2 separate regions of the Homo sapiens genome follow, and region 1 is linked to region 2. The links are chromatin loops, found by intact Hi-C in ENCODE. Cell type or tissue: OCI-LY7. All regions are shown on one strand.

Region 1 (8,000 bases), 870 kb before region 2:
GGTTTCCAGGTTAGGAATTGAGATTTAGCCACTTGAGTTTCTTTCATGAGGTGATATAAGGGGCAAGGTATCTAACCATACTCAGGTATCCATAGTCTGCAAAACCCTGTAATGCCCCAAAATTCTCTCAGTTGCTTGATGGTTTTAGGAAAGGGGAAAGAGAAAATGGGTTTAGTCTTTTATTTCCCCAATGCTCTGGTTCTTTCAGACAATACTAAACCCAAACACTGAGGTTTGGCAAAGCTGGGCCTTGGATTTTGAAACCTCATATCCTCTGTTATTTAAGAAATTAGGAACTTCAGTGCCTTCCTGAGAAGCTTCTTCAGTTAGGGAACTGAACAGAACAGATGACAGAACAGAATGTCATCTACATATTGTAAACCCCTGACCTGAGGATGGGAAAACTCAGAGAGATTATTTGACAGTTCCTGTCCAAACAAGTGAGGACTATCTGGAAATCCCTGAGGCAGTTGTTCATGTTGTCTGGGCAGTTTGGCCAGAGGGATCTTCAAAACAAATGGGTATTGAGAATGAGGATATAATGGTATACTGAAAAGGGCATCCTTTAGATCTAGGACTGTGAACCACTTTCTTCCCTCAGGTATTTGAGTCAGCAAGGTATAGGAATTAAGAACCACCAGAAGAATGGTCTCATTAATGAGACAAAGGTCCTGAACTAGTCTCCATTCCCCATTGGGTTTTGCACTTCTAATATTGTTGTGTTGCAGAAGCTGCTACAGGATTTAAGATGACTCTGCATTTTCAGGTTTTTCACAATGGTTTCTAGCCCCTTTCTAGCCTCTGACATTAGGAAATATTGTCTCTGGTTATTAAAAGAAGTGGGATCCTTATGATGGATTTGGACTGGCCTAGTGTTTACAGCTCAACTTATTCTTCCTTGGGTTGCCCACACTTCTGGATTAATATTAGCTTCCACTGGGGGAGACAAAGAGTTTGTCCTGGGGCCATAAAGATGCTGGCCCCCATGCAAGCTAAAATGTCTCTACTTCATAAGGGAGTGGAACTTTCAGGCATGATTAAGAAGGCATGGTCCCCCCAACTATGACTAAGGTGTTGAGAAAAATATTGTGTTAAAATTTCTCCTGAGACACCCATCAGAGTCATGCTATGGAAAGATGGGGGGCCTGGATTGGAGAGAAGAGAGAGATTTGCTCATGTATCTAGAAGGGGTTCCACCCTCTTTTCTTCAATTTCCAGAGACCTGGGCGTCCTTAGCATTAATGGCAGTTTGAGCCATTGGAGCTAGGGGTTTGAGCCCTGGGACCCATCAGTCTTTCTGGACCATCTATGAGACTGGTTCTGGACACAGTGACCTCCATCTCTGCAGGCAGTCTAATCTCCACTCGTCCCCACCACAGGCTGGACAGGGTCAAAGTGGCTTCTTCTTGCTTCCTAGGCACTACTTTTTAAAGTGTCCTGAGTTGCCACACCAGTAGCAATTAGCAGATGCACCTTGGGGATCCTGGACTTTGCTAGCCTGCAAAGCAACCATAGAGTGTCTGTCCCTCACTTGTGTTTCCTCTCCTTTTCTTGGGCCTCCTCCTGGTCCCTATTATAAAAGACTGAGGTGGTCACCCTCAAGAGATTTTCCAAGATGCTATCTGGTTGTATAGACTGTTTATGCAGTTTCCTTCTAATATCAGGAGCTGGCTGTGTAATAAACTTGTTCTTAAATATTAGCTGTCACTTTACTGAATCAGGAGATAAAGAGGTGTGTTTCATTAGTGCCTCTCTGAGCCTTTTTATAATGGCTGAGGGATTCTCAACTGGCTTTTGTTCTATCATAGACAGTTTAAAGTAATTAAAAAGTTTGCCCCTAGTTCTTCATAAGCCCTATAATATGCACCTTAAAAAGTGTTTATTTTTTTATTCAACTATTGAGTCATTGAGATTTCAATCAGGATTATCAAGAGATACTGCCTCTCTTCCTACTGGGGATGATGGTTCCCATATTTTTTCACCTTTCCTATCTCCTCTTTTCCTTTTTGACCTGCTATAGGAGACATATTGCTCATCTCTGAACTTCTCTGCTGCCTGCAGGGCTGCCTGTTTTTCATCAGTGGTTAGGGATTGGCTTAGGAGCAGCATAACATCTCTCCATGTGAAGTCAAACACCTGAGTTAAATTTTGGAATCTATATATCTATCAAGGTCATCAGAAAATCAGTCCAAGTCTCCTCCCTTATTTGCCTAAGGTGCTATAATGAGAAAGGATAATGAACCCTAGTGGCATAACTTTCTTTTTTTTCAGTTTTTTATTTTTGAGATGGAGTCTCACTCTGTTGCCCAGACTGGAGTGCAGTGGCACAATCTCAGCTCACTGTAACCTCTGCCTCCCTAGTTCAAGCAATTTTCCTACCTCAGCCTCCCGAGTAGCTGGGGTTACAGATGCCTGCCATCACACGCAGCTAATTTTTGTATTTTTCATAGAGATGGGGTTTCACTATGTTGGCCAGGCTGGTCTCAAACTCCTGACCTCAGGTGATCCACCCGCTTCAGCCTCAAAAGTGCTGGGATTACAGACATGAGCCATCATGCCCAGCCATTAGTGGCATAACTTTCATTGGGCATTACCTGTAGGGATAAGAGTGAAGCTAGGGGAATGGGGACTTTTGGAGGTGATGGAACTGGAGAAGCTGATGGTGTAGTTGGAGAATACCCTGAGTAAGGTGGATAAGAAAGCCAAGGCACTCGATAGCTTCCTCAGATGGTTGCCCTGAAATTTTTTTTTCTAGTTTTGGGGAATCATTCCATTTGGGCCTTCCTGCTATGACTTCTAAAAGAGTTGGGTCAATTGTGTAAGCTTGCAAAGGTCTGGGTTGTCTCACAGGACAAATAAAGCCTCTACATAGGGGACCTTGGATGATTTGCTGTCCTGTCTACAGAAAAGATCTAATTGTTGGATAGTATTAAAATCAAGGCTTCTCTCACTGGAACAGGTCTATTCAGCCCCAAGTTGATAAGAAGGCCACGTCCTTGTGCAAAAGGAAATAAGCTGCTTTGTCTTCAAAGTCTTGGGTTCAAAGGAGTTTCAGTGCTTCAGAACACACTTGAGAGAAGTGCAGGCCAAAGATTGTCTGTTACTCATCTAGAAAAATAGAGAGGCAACCCTCTGCTCCTTCTTCACTTTGGAATAGCCCAGGGTGGAGGGAAAGACAGTGGGAGCATCTCCCCTGTTGATTTTCCTCTTTGGTTCCTTGGGCCCCAGCATCTATTAAAGGTGCCACAATGGATGCAGGGATGACCCGCAAGTATGAATCTGGAAGAGCTGGGAGGTAGGATTAGTCATGCTTCCCCATTCAACTCTAGTCCTCCACTGGTGATTTCCCTTCGATTTCCTAGACTTGTGTGATCTGCATGGCTCCCTGAGAGGTAGATTTTGAGAAAGACTACATAACAATTACATCTGGGCAAGACCCCTTAATGGAGGAAAATTATTGAGTTGAGCTCTATATTCTGCTATTATGTCCTGGATTTATTTAGTAAGGGAAATTTATGTCTGGTTAATTTCCAGACATAAAATCACCTTACTATGTGAGTACCATTTTAATTGGATGAAGAATAGTTGTCTTAAAAGAACTTAGGGACCAAATGGCTGTTTTCCTGAAGATGTAGACAGTATTGAGGATAAATGTGGTTATGGAGGACAATTTTCTTCTCGTTGTTGAGTTTCCCAATTCACAGAAGAGGCATAAAGCCTGATCTCTAGTAGAGGGGCATAAAAAGGGAGAATTGGGAAACTAGAGGTTTTCAGCACTGACAAGATCCCTCATGGACAGGATTCATATTCCACGAGGTGGCGCTGTAGACCTTAAAATACCAGGCAGTAGCTTTGTATCCATGTGCTCTCTAGACAAAAGAGAGAGAGAAAGAAATGTTCCTGGGGATGTGGGGGCACTCTTTTCCTAGAAAATCACAAAAACGTCAATCACTTGAGCTGTGTTCCAAGTTACTATGGCATTTGTTGATCCTGTATAACAGAATTATTTCTCTGAACTGTAAAAATTCCCACAGCATTGCATACAGAGAGGGGATAGGAGACACAGTCACTGAAATAAAAGAAGGAAATTGCAGTAGTAAAAGCTCAGAGATCTTATTGTGAAGCTTGGAGATCCTGTTGCCAAAGCCCAATGAGCTGTGAGGAGCTCGAGTTGGTCCAGAAGCCTTCACTTAACACTGGGGTGTGGCCCCGGCCAGAAACTGTCATTTGCCTCTAGACCTCTTCCAGACCTATGCAATGGCTAGGCTCTCTGTGAAGGAAAACTGGTTCAAAACAAAGCCAACATTCACAGCACCCTGAGGGTTCTGGGGAATAAGCTATGTTCTCCCCAGCAAGCCTGCCATCTATTTCTTTAGACCAACAGCTGCACTAACCACATCTAGGTGGCTGACTGATACCTGTTTTTTTGTTTTTTGCTTTTTGTTTTCATTTTTTGCTTGATTTTAAAATTGAGGAGAGGAGACCCTGGAAGTAAAAGTAGAGAGTTGGGCCCGGCTCCTATATTCACTCTTTCAATGAACCTAAATTGGGTCCTTGGCAATCCCCCACAAGGAAGTTGCCTAATTATTTGGGGTGACATTTATAGACAAACCATGGCCCAGAGGGGATTTCATCTCTTTTCTGAGGTTCATTGTCTCACGGCCACAAGATCAAGGATGCAAACACACAAAGAGTGAGGTTAAGAACAGAAATTTAATAGACAAAATGAAGATAATAGCTATCTACTACAGAGAGGGGTCCTGGAAAAATGAGCTGCTGATCCACTGTTAAATGCAGGCTGTTTTATAGATGAGCCAGTGGGGTGGTGGTGTCTTATCTACACAGGGTGTGAAAAACTGGTCATAATCAGATGTGCCATCTGCATAGGGTGGGAATCTCTGGCAGTCCTCACGCCAATATTTTATTATGCAATTGGGTTCTCTGCCTGAGCTTCTCCATGTTTCCCATTTCCTTCTTATTGTACATGTGCTAACAAAAAAAAGGAAGGTGAAACTTCCATGGTGGACATGCCTGGCCTCCAGGTAGCCCTTTTCTAATGGCACAGCTGCCAGCATTTCCTCATGTAAACTTCCAGCTTTCTTATATATGTTTGCAGCTCGATCTTTCAGGCTGTTCTTTGTTGTTAGAAAAAAAAAATTTTTCTGAGCTGCTTTTAGCTAGAAGGGAAGTTCTGCTGAATACTCATTTGCCCTCACTATCTGCCTAAATAATGTCTTTCTATCTCCTGTATCAATGCTGCTAGTAGATGTTCTTTGGTGCCTGGCCACTGAAGAGTTAGGTATTTATAATAGTGTTTATGGCATGGGATTGTTTGTATCTGTCCTTTTTCAGATGACTTTTCAGATATTCAAAAGGACTACAATATTGTGATCTAAGCTGTATCTGCTTTAGGGAGTAACCCAAGTCCAGTAACATTGTGGTTATACAGACTCATAGAGGTACCATCATGATGATTTGGGACAAGTTCCAGGAGAATTATTTGGATTACCAGGCAGAGATATTTGTTCTCTTCCCTTATTTTCTCCCCCCAAAATGTAGTCTTTCTCTCAGTTCTGAACCACTTTAAGCTGGGAGTAAAATGACATAAGCATCCCTGTGGCCGCCACCACTATGACAATTTTGAGTTGGACCTTAAGCCAGCACAGCACTGTGTCTTGACCAAGGCATGCTGTTAACACTTGCTGACTACTCTCTATGTTTGCTCAAGGTCCTGGGCCTCTACAATCAGTAGGTGCCAAGGCCAACCAGGCCTATGTCTTTTCCTTCAGGGCAGTGAGTTCCCCCATTTCTTTAGTTGGTCCAGAGATGCTCTCTGGTAGTCAGGGTCTACAGTGAAAAATATTAGAGTCCTATCTGATGATCTGTTTTACTTAACCTGAGCTGGCACTCAAAACACAAGATGCAATTCTTCCCATTCTTTCCTCTGTTTACCAAAGGCAGAGAAGCTTCACTTCTTAGCTACCACCACCACAGGCCATGTGGAGAGCTGCCAGACAATGGCCAATGTTTTCTTAAGCCCCAAGGGCTTTTGATATCAGCTTGTGATGAAGGCTGCTTTTCCTGGGATTCAGTTTTCAGGGCAATGTGTTCCCCTCTGGCCCAGGGCAGGTCCAGAAATGCCAGACAAGATCCAAATCCTGGAATCAGATACCCCAAGAGCCCACGTGGTGCTCTACCCCCTGTAGCCAAGCTGGTACCTAAGTTGTAAGACAAAGTTCCCTTTACTTTTTTCTCTACTTTTCTCAATTAGAAAGAGTTTTACCCTATGGTCACAGCAACTAAGAATCTACTAAGTCTCACTTAAAACCAGCAAGTCTAAGAGGCTCACTTAAGGTCCTCAATGAAGTGCCCATGTATTGCTGTTAGTTTTTCAGGGTCCAAGTTCTCCTCAGTTAGCAAGTGATGAATGCTTCCAGAAATGGGGTTTTTCCTTCAAGATTTTGGGTTTCCCTCTGGGCCACAATTTGTCTAGAAATGTAATCCAAGAACTAGGGCCTAGAACCTCACAACTCTGACCAGTGCACTATTGTGCTGTGGCTGATTGTATCCAAGATGTAAGACAAAGTCCTCCCCCACTCTTCCCTCTCCTCTCCTCAAGTGAAAAGAAGAGATCTCTTTTGAAGCCACAAGCTATGCCGTCTGGGGCTAGGGAAAGGGTACTTCCATCACTTTCTTAGCTGCCACAGCTGGTGCCCCACTAGGTTGTGTAACCCCTCTCCTTGTTCACTGTATCTGGGCTCAGTTCAACCATGGGGCTCACCTAAGAGTTGAAGTAACTATGGTCTAGACTGCCTTTCAGGTTTCTTAGAGACCCAGAGTATTTTATCCCTCGGTGGTGAGGCTTTCCGAAACTCAAGCTCTAACCACTGGATCTGGTAATTTCTTTCTAGTTAGGGCTTGTTTATATGCTCCTTCTGTGGGTGGGTGTCAGCTGAGTTTGATCCTGTTTTCATTTTTGCTCTAACAGCACAGCACTGAGTTAAACACATCAAAATTGCTGATCTCTCTCTCCTAAAGTGTCCAGAAGTCCTTTCTACACCATGCCACTGCTGCTGGGGTTTGAGGGAGATGTGGCATTTGCAATTCAAGACTGTTTTGCTACCTCTTTAGTACCTCTTTCATTGATATGAAGTTAAAACTTAGTACTACGAAAGCTCACCTAATAACTTAGTTTTTATGAAGGTTGTGTGTGTGTGTGTGTGTGTGTGTGTAGATAGTTGTCAAATTTGTTTCTTTGCAGTGAGGACATTCAGCGCAGCCTTTTACTCCACCATTATGTTCAACAACCCTCGACATTGACAATTTTTGTATGTTGCACATTCCTTGCATCTCAGAGATAAATCCCAATATAGGAGGAGGTTCCAAGATGGCCGAATAGGAACAGCTCCAGTCTACAGCTCCCAGCAGGAGTGACACAGAAGATGGGTGATTTCTGCATTTCCAATTGAGGTACCAGGTTCATCTCACTGAGGTTTGTTGGACAGTGGGTGCAGGACAGTGGGTGCAACCCAATGAGCATAAGCCAAAGCAGGGTGAGGCATCACCTCACCCAGGAAGTGCAAGGGGTCAGGGAGTTCCATTTCCTAGCCAAGGGAAGGTGTGACAGATGGCACCTGGAAAATTGGGTCACTCCAACCTTAATACTGCACTTTTCCAACAGTCTTAGCAAACGGCACACCAGGAGATTATATCCCGTGCCTGGCTTGGAGGGTCCCATGCCCACGGAGCCTCACTCATAGCTAGCACAGCAGTCTGAGATCGAACGGCAAGGTGGCAGTGAGGTTGGGGGAGGTGTGCATGCCATTGCTGAGGCTTGAGTAGGTAAACAAAGCCACTGGGAAGCTTGAACTGGGTGGAGCCCACCGCAGCTCAAGGAGGCCTGCCTGCCTCTCTAGACTCCACCTCTGCGGGCAGGGCATAGCTGAACAAAAGGCAGCAGAAACCTCTGCAGACTTAAATCTGCCTGTCTGATAGCTTTG
Region 2 (8,000 bases):
TCCGAATAAAGCTCCTGTAAGAGATTTTAAAATCTAATTTGGTAATACCATCCAAAGGTAGGTAAATATCCCACACTCCAATTCCTCAGGGATCTAGAACTAGAAATACCATTTGACCCAGCCATCCCATTACAGGGTATACACCCAAAGGATTATAAATCATGCTGCTATAAAGACACATGCACACGTATGTTTATAGCGGCACCATTCACAATAGCAAAGACTTGGAACCAACCTAAATGTCCAACAATGATAGACTGGATTAAGAAAATGTGGTACATATACACCATGGAATACTATGCAGCCATAAAAAATGATGAGCTCATGTCCTTTGTAGGGACATGGATGAAACTGGAAACCATCATTTTCAGCAAACTATCGCAAGGACAAAAAACCAAACACCGCATGTTCTCACTCATAGGTGGGAATTGAACAATGAGAACACATGGACACAGGAAGGGGAACATCACACACCGGGGACTGTTGTGGGGCGGGGGGTGGGGGGAGGGATAGCATTAGGAGATATACCTAATGCTAAATGACGAGTTAATGGGTGCAGCACACCAACATGGCACATGTATACATATGTAACAAACCTGCACATTTTGCACATGTACCCTAAAACTTAAAGTATAATAATAGTAATAAAAAAATCCCACACTCACACAATGAAAGGTAAAGTTCTTTCTGAATTGTGTATAAGCATACAAATGGATAGCTTATAGCTTTAATTCTAAAATTTCAGCCAAGGGTCAAATGGAAACATAGAATTACAAAACCCATTTATCTGTATCAAAGAGCTGTTCTCTTCCTGATGGTCATGGAATTCTTTTTTTTTTTTTTTTAGATGAAGTCTCGCTCTGTCACCCAGGGCTAGAGTGCAGTGGTACAATCTCGGCTCACTGCAACCTCCGACTCCTGGGTTCAAGGGATTCTCCTGCCTCAGCCTCCCATGTAGTTGGGACTACAGGTACATGCCACCACGCCCAGCTAATTTTTGCATTTTTAGTAGAGACAGAGTTTCACCATGTTGGCCAGGCTAGTCTCAAACTCCTGACCTCAGGTGATCCTCCCGCCCCAGCCTCCCAAAGTGCTAGGATTACAGGCATGAGCCACCGTGCCCAGCAGATCATGGAATTCTTAATTGATTTAAGCTCAAAAGAGATAAGTAGACTAACAAACCAGATACTGTCATCTTTCACCCAACAGAGACAAGGTCTCTATAAACCTTGTCTCTGTTGGGAAAGACAGAGATCACTGAATGGTCAGATCATGCAACCAAAACAAGCCAGCACCAGAAATCAAGCAAGTATTCAAAAAGAATCAAAATCAAATCTTTATGGATCTACCAATAAACAAGAGCCCAAACCACAGGAGCAAGAACTGGACTCACCATTGGGTCCCCAGATCACTAGTCAGGAGAGGAACACAAAGGGCTCTGACAGATCTTGTTACCTGGGTGATGTGATCTGAAGGTGAGGTCCAATTCCTTCTAAGTCATGGCACCAAAACTGTGAAGAATAAAATGCAACAGACAACCAAGGAGATGATTTTATTTGAGCTATTGTAACAGGGAGGGAGAATGTTCATTAAGAGGGAGAAAACTTAGGGTGGATCTTATCTGAGTCATTGAAAAAGGGTGGAGGTGGGTTTTGTCTTGCCATTTATGAGGGTGGGATGGTCCTTTGCAGTTAGCTTCTTGGAACACAAAAGCATCACAAAACAGTAGGGGGTTTTCTTGACTGTTGCTACTTTTCCAAGAGCACAGAGCTCAAAATAAAGCTCAATCTCGTCAGGCCAAACCATGCAGCACCTTATTGACCATGGTAAGGCTGTTTGCTCTTTATCCTAAGAACAACGGGAAGTCATTGAGGGTTTAAGGAAGACTATGGCGTGGTCACTTGGCCTGAGATAGCCTGGCTGTATCCTCCTACTAACTTAGCTCACTGCCTTCAGTGCTTCCTGGCTGGGTTTTCACAGGCTGCTGAATTTCAGGCTCCCTTATTGCTATGATGTCTCTGCATGACAGGCTGCCCAGTGGGGACCCCGGGCTTCCTCTCTCAGGCTTCCTGCTTTTTTCAGACCCTGCTGCTCAGCTCGTGTCCCATCCCTTACAGCAAAATCTCTCCCTAGGGCCTATGCCACCATGATGAGTATTGATAGTCTGGGGATCACAAAGTGGCCTACAGGAGGCAGACAGATACTCTAAACAAGGAAAGCGTGCAGTGTATAATACAACAGGCAATGGTGAGGGACTGTGGCAAGCCGGAGAGTATCCCTGGGCACAGATCCTGCCCCAGTGTGGCAGCCACTACTCAGCATAACTAATTGTTGCCAAGCCGGCAACTTACCCAGTGTTTTCTCATCCTACCATTTTCAACTTTCTGGATTTTTAAATGTGGGCAACCAAGTCAAAATGTTTTAAAATATTGTTCAGGTCACATAGGGTGTGAGTGCTGAATTTAGCCTACAGATTCTCACTTGGCAACTTCTATTTTCATCCTAAAGAGATCCTGGACCTGTCAGCCTGCTCTCCACCCCACCCCAGCTGCCAGCAGTGCTCAGCAAGTCATCAATCAATCACCTTTTGCCCCGTGAGCAACACTGGTACCTACAATGTTCTCTGAATTCTCTGAAAAATTCTCTGAATGAGCAAACCAGCCTCATTCAGAGAATAGGCCCATCTGAGTCTATTACAGAGAAAGAGTTAAATTCTAATACTCAAGAGTGGAGGCTTCATCAGCTACCTGTCAGGGACTGAAATACAGGGGAACCTGGTGGCAGAGGCTGCCACTGACCACACAAAAGCTGGGAAACAAGGCATTTTCTCACTAAGGTAGGTGAGGTTCAATTCTTTCCCTCTTTTACCCTTCCTCTGGAGATGTGGGCAAGAAGCAGAGGAATAAAAATGGCAGGCAAGCCCCATGGTAATCTACCAGCCACAAGACAACCAGCCTCTAGCAAGTTCAGATCCACTGGTCCAACCTCTCTCAGGTCACTTTCCCAAAATTTATCCAAGGACCCCACATTCTGATGGGAGAACACTGAGACAAGAATGGCATTCTATCATGCCCTAGGTTTGTCAGGCCTCAACACAATCAAGAACAATGTTCTGAGAAGCTTAGGCAGTGGCTTTACACATAAGGCAGTAAGAAAGAACAATTTATTTTCATAACCAGCTCCTACACCAGACAATTCAGAAAAGAGCCAAGGGACAAAGTCACAGAGCATGCATACAGGGCATGCATGCTTAAAATACACACTCATGCTCACAGACCACGCAGGCACTCCCCTCACCTCCCACCCCCACCTCTGCCCACACCTGCAAACTCAAACCAGCCTCAGCCAGTAAACCCTTCACCTTCCCCTCCTCATTCTCAACACACGCAAAATCCTTGGCATTGATATTTCAGGCACAAAACTTATTTCTGTTCAACATTAATAGCACCAGAGGAACTTTTAACTGGGAATTACAACTCTTTCCAAAGTAGTTTAACACTGGACCCCAGCAAAGGCCCCAGGCTGTTCTGTGAGCATGTGAAAAGCCTCAGGAGCTGCTTAGAAGGATTAACAGAAATAATCTTTCCAGGCTAATGGCTTTTCTGGGCCCCAGGTCTGATCTCCAAGCCTGGAACAGAGCTCATCAGGCCCTGACTCAAAACTCAGGAAGGAAGCAGGTAAATTGCTACAGACTGCTTCCTTGTGCTATTGGATCTCTTGCAAGACAGAACCCCCCAATGTGGTCCTAGAGGCCTCAGGCACTTCCTGCATGCAAATACACTGTGTGTGCTGCATGACAAGCCTAATGTGGACAAAAAGTAGGTGGCCCCCTACCAGGGCAGCTTGAGAAATGGCTTAAGAGATTCCCTAACAACAACAACAAAAACAAAAACCGAGCTCTCCCAAGCCCAAGCACCTGGAATCCACTATTACTCATTCCTCCTAAAGCTCAAAAACTCCCTGTTGAAATATAAACATATCGTCCAATTAACACCCATTAACACATTAGCATGGATTCCTTTTCCAGATTGGCTGATAAAATAGCCTACAGAACAGAAAGTAGAGTCCTAATGGGATGGTAAATAGGTTTAGGTAAAGGTCAGCAAGGCTGTGGGGTGGGGGTGGGGGTGGGGGTGGGGTGGTCCGGGGTGGAGGGGAAGAGGCCTGAAAGGCAATAACAGTGATTCTTTTACTGGTTACAAAGTGCTTGAGCCTCACAATAACATTGGCGAGACATCAGAGAAGGGTTTCTTGTCTCCCTCTTACAGTGCCTAAAGAGGTTAATTGCTGAGCTCAGTAGTATATCAGTTCATCATTTGAATTGAGCTCTACAAACATTTCCTGAACATCTGCTCCACTCAGGCAATATGTTCTTTGTCCAGGATACAGAGATGGTCAAGACATTGTCCCCACTCTCAAAAAGCTTAGTCTACTGTAGGTGACAGTCACAGGTAGTAAGAACAAAAGGCAAATATCATGATAAAGGAAATAGTCGGCACTGTGAGAACATAGAGAAGGGACATCTGACTCAAATCAGGTGGTGGAGGTACAGTAAGGTCACGGAAGTTTTTCTGCAAGAACTAACACTTGAACCCAGATATTCTCACGTCAAACCTCGTACTCTTTCCATACTCCTGATGATAAACTTCATGATGCCTTGACAATTTGTTTCTCTCAGTTCATGGATAAGTTACACCATGCTGTAAGATAATAGAACATCTTAGGTCCTTACAGCTTTGGCTGTCAGGTCAGCCAGTCTTCCAGGCCCAACCTTATAGTCAGGGTCTCCATGGGCCAGTGGGAAAGGGAGGAAGACAGGAGGTCTGGAATATGGTTGAAAATCAAGTTCTCCCTCATTGAAAGCCAATTATTTGTTCCTCATTGGGGCGACTTAATTAGAAATAAAGGTATTAAGTATTTACTATGTGTCAGACATTGTGCTAAGCTTTTTGTAGACATTAACTCATTTCGTCCTGCAACAGCCTGATGCAATAGGTAACACCTCCAATTTACAGATGGGAAAATGGAGAGTTCAAGAGACCACACAACTTGGCAAAGACTGGGATTCTAACCCAGGCCTTTGTACTGTGCTCCACTGCAGTATTGTCTCTGAATTGCTGTGAGCACCCCTTACCCTGCCTCCCAGCTACTCATTCCATCCATTCATTCATCCGGTGTTTGTTAAGCACCTATTGTATTTAAGGTACTATACTTGAATATGCTAGAGATTCTAAGACATGTAGGCCAAGGAATTTACCTTCCAGAAGTTTACAGAACATAAACTTGCTGAATTTTAGAATTGAGGGGTCACATTGCCCAACCCCGTCATCCTAGATATGAAAAAACAGAAGCCCAGAGAAGACAAGTGAGCCACGCAAAGTCACATACCTGGTTAGTGGTTGACCCAGGATGAAACCGGGTCTCCCTAAATTGCTGGTTCTCAAACTTTGTGTATTTTAAAGAAAATGCAGATTTCAGAGCCCCACCCTAGATAACACATTCTGAAGCTGCGGAGGTGGTGCCTGGGAATCTGTATTTAAATGAGAGCTGCTTCAGGACCCTTGGATCACACAAGGAGAAACTATTTCCTGTGTCCTGCTATGTCATCTGTACCACTGGATGGACACAACCAAACTCATTTTGTTTTTACACTCCCAAGCCAGAGTCCAGTGGCATCATCTCAGCTCACTGCAACCTCCGCCTCCTGGGTTCAAGCGATTCTCCCACCTCAGCCTCCCTAGTAGCTGGGACAACAGGCTTACGCCACCACACCCAGCTATTTTTTGTATTTTTTGGTAGAGATGCGGTTTCACCATGTTGGCCAGGCTGGTCTCGAACTCCTGACCTCAAGTTGTCTGCCTGCCTCGGTCTCCCAAAATGCTGAGATTACAGGTGTGAGCCACTGCACCTGGCCACAACCCCATTTTTATCTTGAGGTGAGACAGAAGAGCTAGACCTCTTCAGAAGGACAAAAGTATTGTGGACACAATCAATCTGGAGAGAAAAGACGAATGCAAGGGAAAAAATTGGAAAGGACTATAAGACAGTGAAAACAGAAATAGCAAAATATGTAGCAAACCCAGTCAAGGCTGTAGCAGTCAGAGAAGGAAAAGCTCTCTGTCAGTTGAGGTAATCAGGGAGGCCTTTCTGGAGGGGGTGGGATTTAAATCCAGCATTTCAGGACAAGAAGGATTCAGTGGATAGGGAAGAGGACATTCCAGAGAGGAAAAATACTTTGAGCAAAGGTACAAAGTGAGGACATGTAGGTTGTACTCAGGATACAGAGCAGAGAAGAGGCCTACCCAATTCTGCCAGATTTAGGGGATAGACTGGGGGACCAAAATGCAGTCAGCCCCTGCTTCATGAATCACACACAGCATGGCACAGGGAGATGGGAGAGATAATGAACAACAAAACAAACCAAATGACAATTTGAGATGGTGATAGGTGCTATGAAGACAATAACCAGAGTGAAGTGATATGGCTGGAGATGGGAGAAGCTATCTAACTAGGAGAGTGAGAGACAGTCTCTGAGGAGATGCCATTTTTGCCACAACCCAAATGACAGTACATGCAGGAAAGCGGTGGAGAAAATGACAGGAAGATGGTTGCTGAGACCATAACTGGAGACTCTCCACCCTAGCTTATCTGCTTTCATCGAAGCCCGGGTGAAAGATATGTAGGGCAGCAATGAGCCTGTTTTCTGATTTGGTCAAGATAGAATGGGGTCCAGAAAAGAGCAAAGTGCATTTCTTGGTCACTAGGTAAGATTAGGTTGGGGACCTAGGCTAACAGAGTGGGCTACATTCTGAAGGCACTCTTTGCCCCAGTATTCAGGTCTCTCACTGAGCCCAAGTCCTGATGGGCTCTTCCCGCTCCTGCCAGATACCTAGCAGTTCCCCAGCTGGTTCAGCCTCTGTCAACTTTGTAGGAACTCAAGGCTCTGAAGCCAAGGCCTGACCCACAGAAACTGTCCAAGGCCCATGGGATCCACCTGAAACAGCCCACACACACAAGCAGGCATCTTTCTCCTTTTGTAAGGTCAGAGTCTATTGCTCTAGAGCCAGAACCTGAGGCCAACGCTGAGGGAATGGCTCCTCAAACTTCAGTGAATCTTCCTTTTACTCCTCCCTCCTTACCTTTCTCCACAATCACAGACCCCCTGCTGCTGTAGCCATGACCTGTGTCTACAACTGGTCCATGGAAAAATTGACAGGTTGGTGATTTGTCTTTGGTGCCTCTATATCCTTTCTGTGGCCTCTCTCTCCCTGGTCAGATGTCCAGGACCCTTGTGGTCTCTCCTTTCACCCAATCTCCTTCTCTCAGGAAACAATATTAATGGCCCAGTAATATTAAGATCAAAGTAACTAATGAAGCTTAAGCAGCATTTGCATTTTGACAGGATGGTATTGTAGGTCTTAGTACATAAATATGGAAGATTTTTAAAAATTAGATACTTAACATGTATTCCTGAAATGATGTTAGAAAGACAGTTGCTTATTCTGGCTATATGGGGTTAAACTCTGGTTTCTTAAGGCAGAAGCTAAAAGAAAGACAATGTAAGGGCAAGAAAGAGCCAAGACACAGATTTGTCATAACTGCAGGATGAGTTTATTTGTTTTTAACCATAATAATGATTAATATTATGGCAACACCCTGCATTGCGGGTATAAAAACACAATCCTATCCCAAAATATGACTCAGCCTCTGTACTCCCAGATATCACTGAAATTCCTTGGAAGGCAGCTGCAGCCCCTTGCAGAGGCTCCCATTCTTGCTACTTTCACAGTTGGACAAGACAAAGCGGACCCACAACCCTGCTGCTAGGTGCCCAGTCATAAGGGAAGGAGGACTGGGCCCACAGATCCCCACCCCACCCAGTATAGCCAACTGTACATCCTATTCAGACCAACAGTTTCCCCACCCCCAACTACCACTCGGGAAATGGGCTGCTTCTGGGCCAAATTCCCTGTTTAACAGCAATTCAAACACTTCATCCT

Evidence for each region. Peaks named below come from ENCODE experiments on the same cell type or tissue, not always from the same donor. Only the 100,000 strongest peaks of a DNase experiment are listed, where the experiment ranks them.
Region 1: it touches region 2 in a loop (4-fold over the local background); 1 of 110 quality-filtered maps calls a loop at or near these places.

The regions. Positions count from the first base shown.
Region 1 is chrX:76,552,180-76,560,179 of GRCh38, forward strand. No RefSeq gene overlaps it. Among named protein-coding and RNA genes, the nearest start is that of MAGEE1, 130 kb to the left of the region's middle. In OCI-LY7, CTCF peaks have their summits at 3,824 (motif pointing right) and 4,024; a DNase peak (open chromatin) is centred at 3,812.
Region 2 is chrX:77,419,304-77,427,303 of GRCh38, forward strand. No RefSeq gene overlaps it. Among named protein-coding and RNA genes, the nearest start is that of FGF16, 24 kb to the right of the region's middle. RefSeq lists enhancers at 2,901-3,758, 3,759-4,616. In OCI-LY7, no CTCF peak of the experiment used is centred here; a DNase peak (open chromatin) is centred at 3,738; H3K27ac peaks cover 734 bases.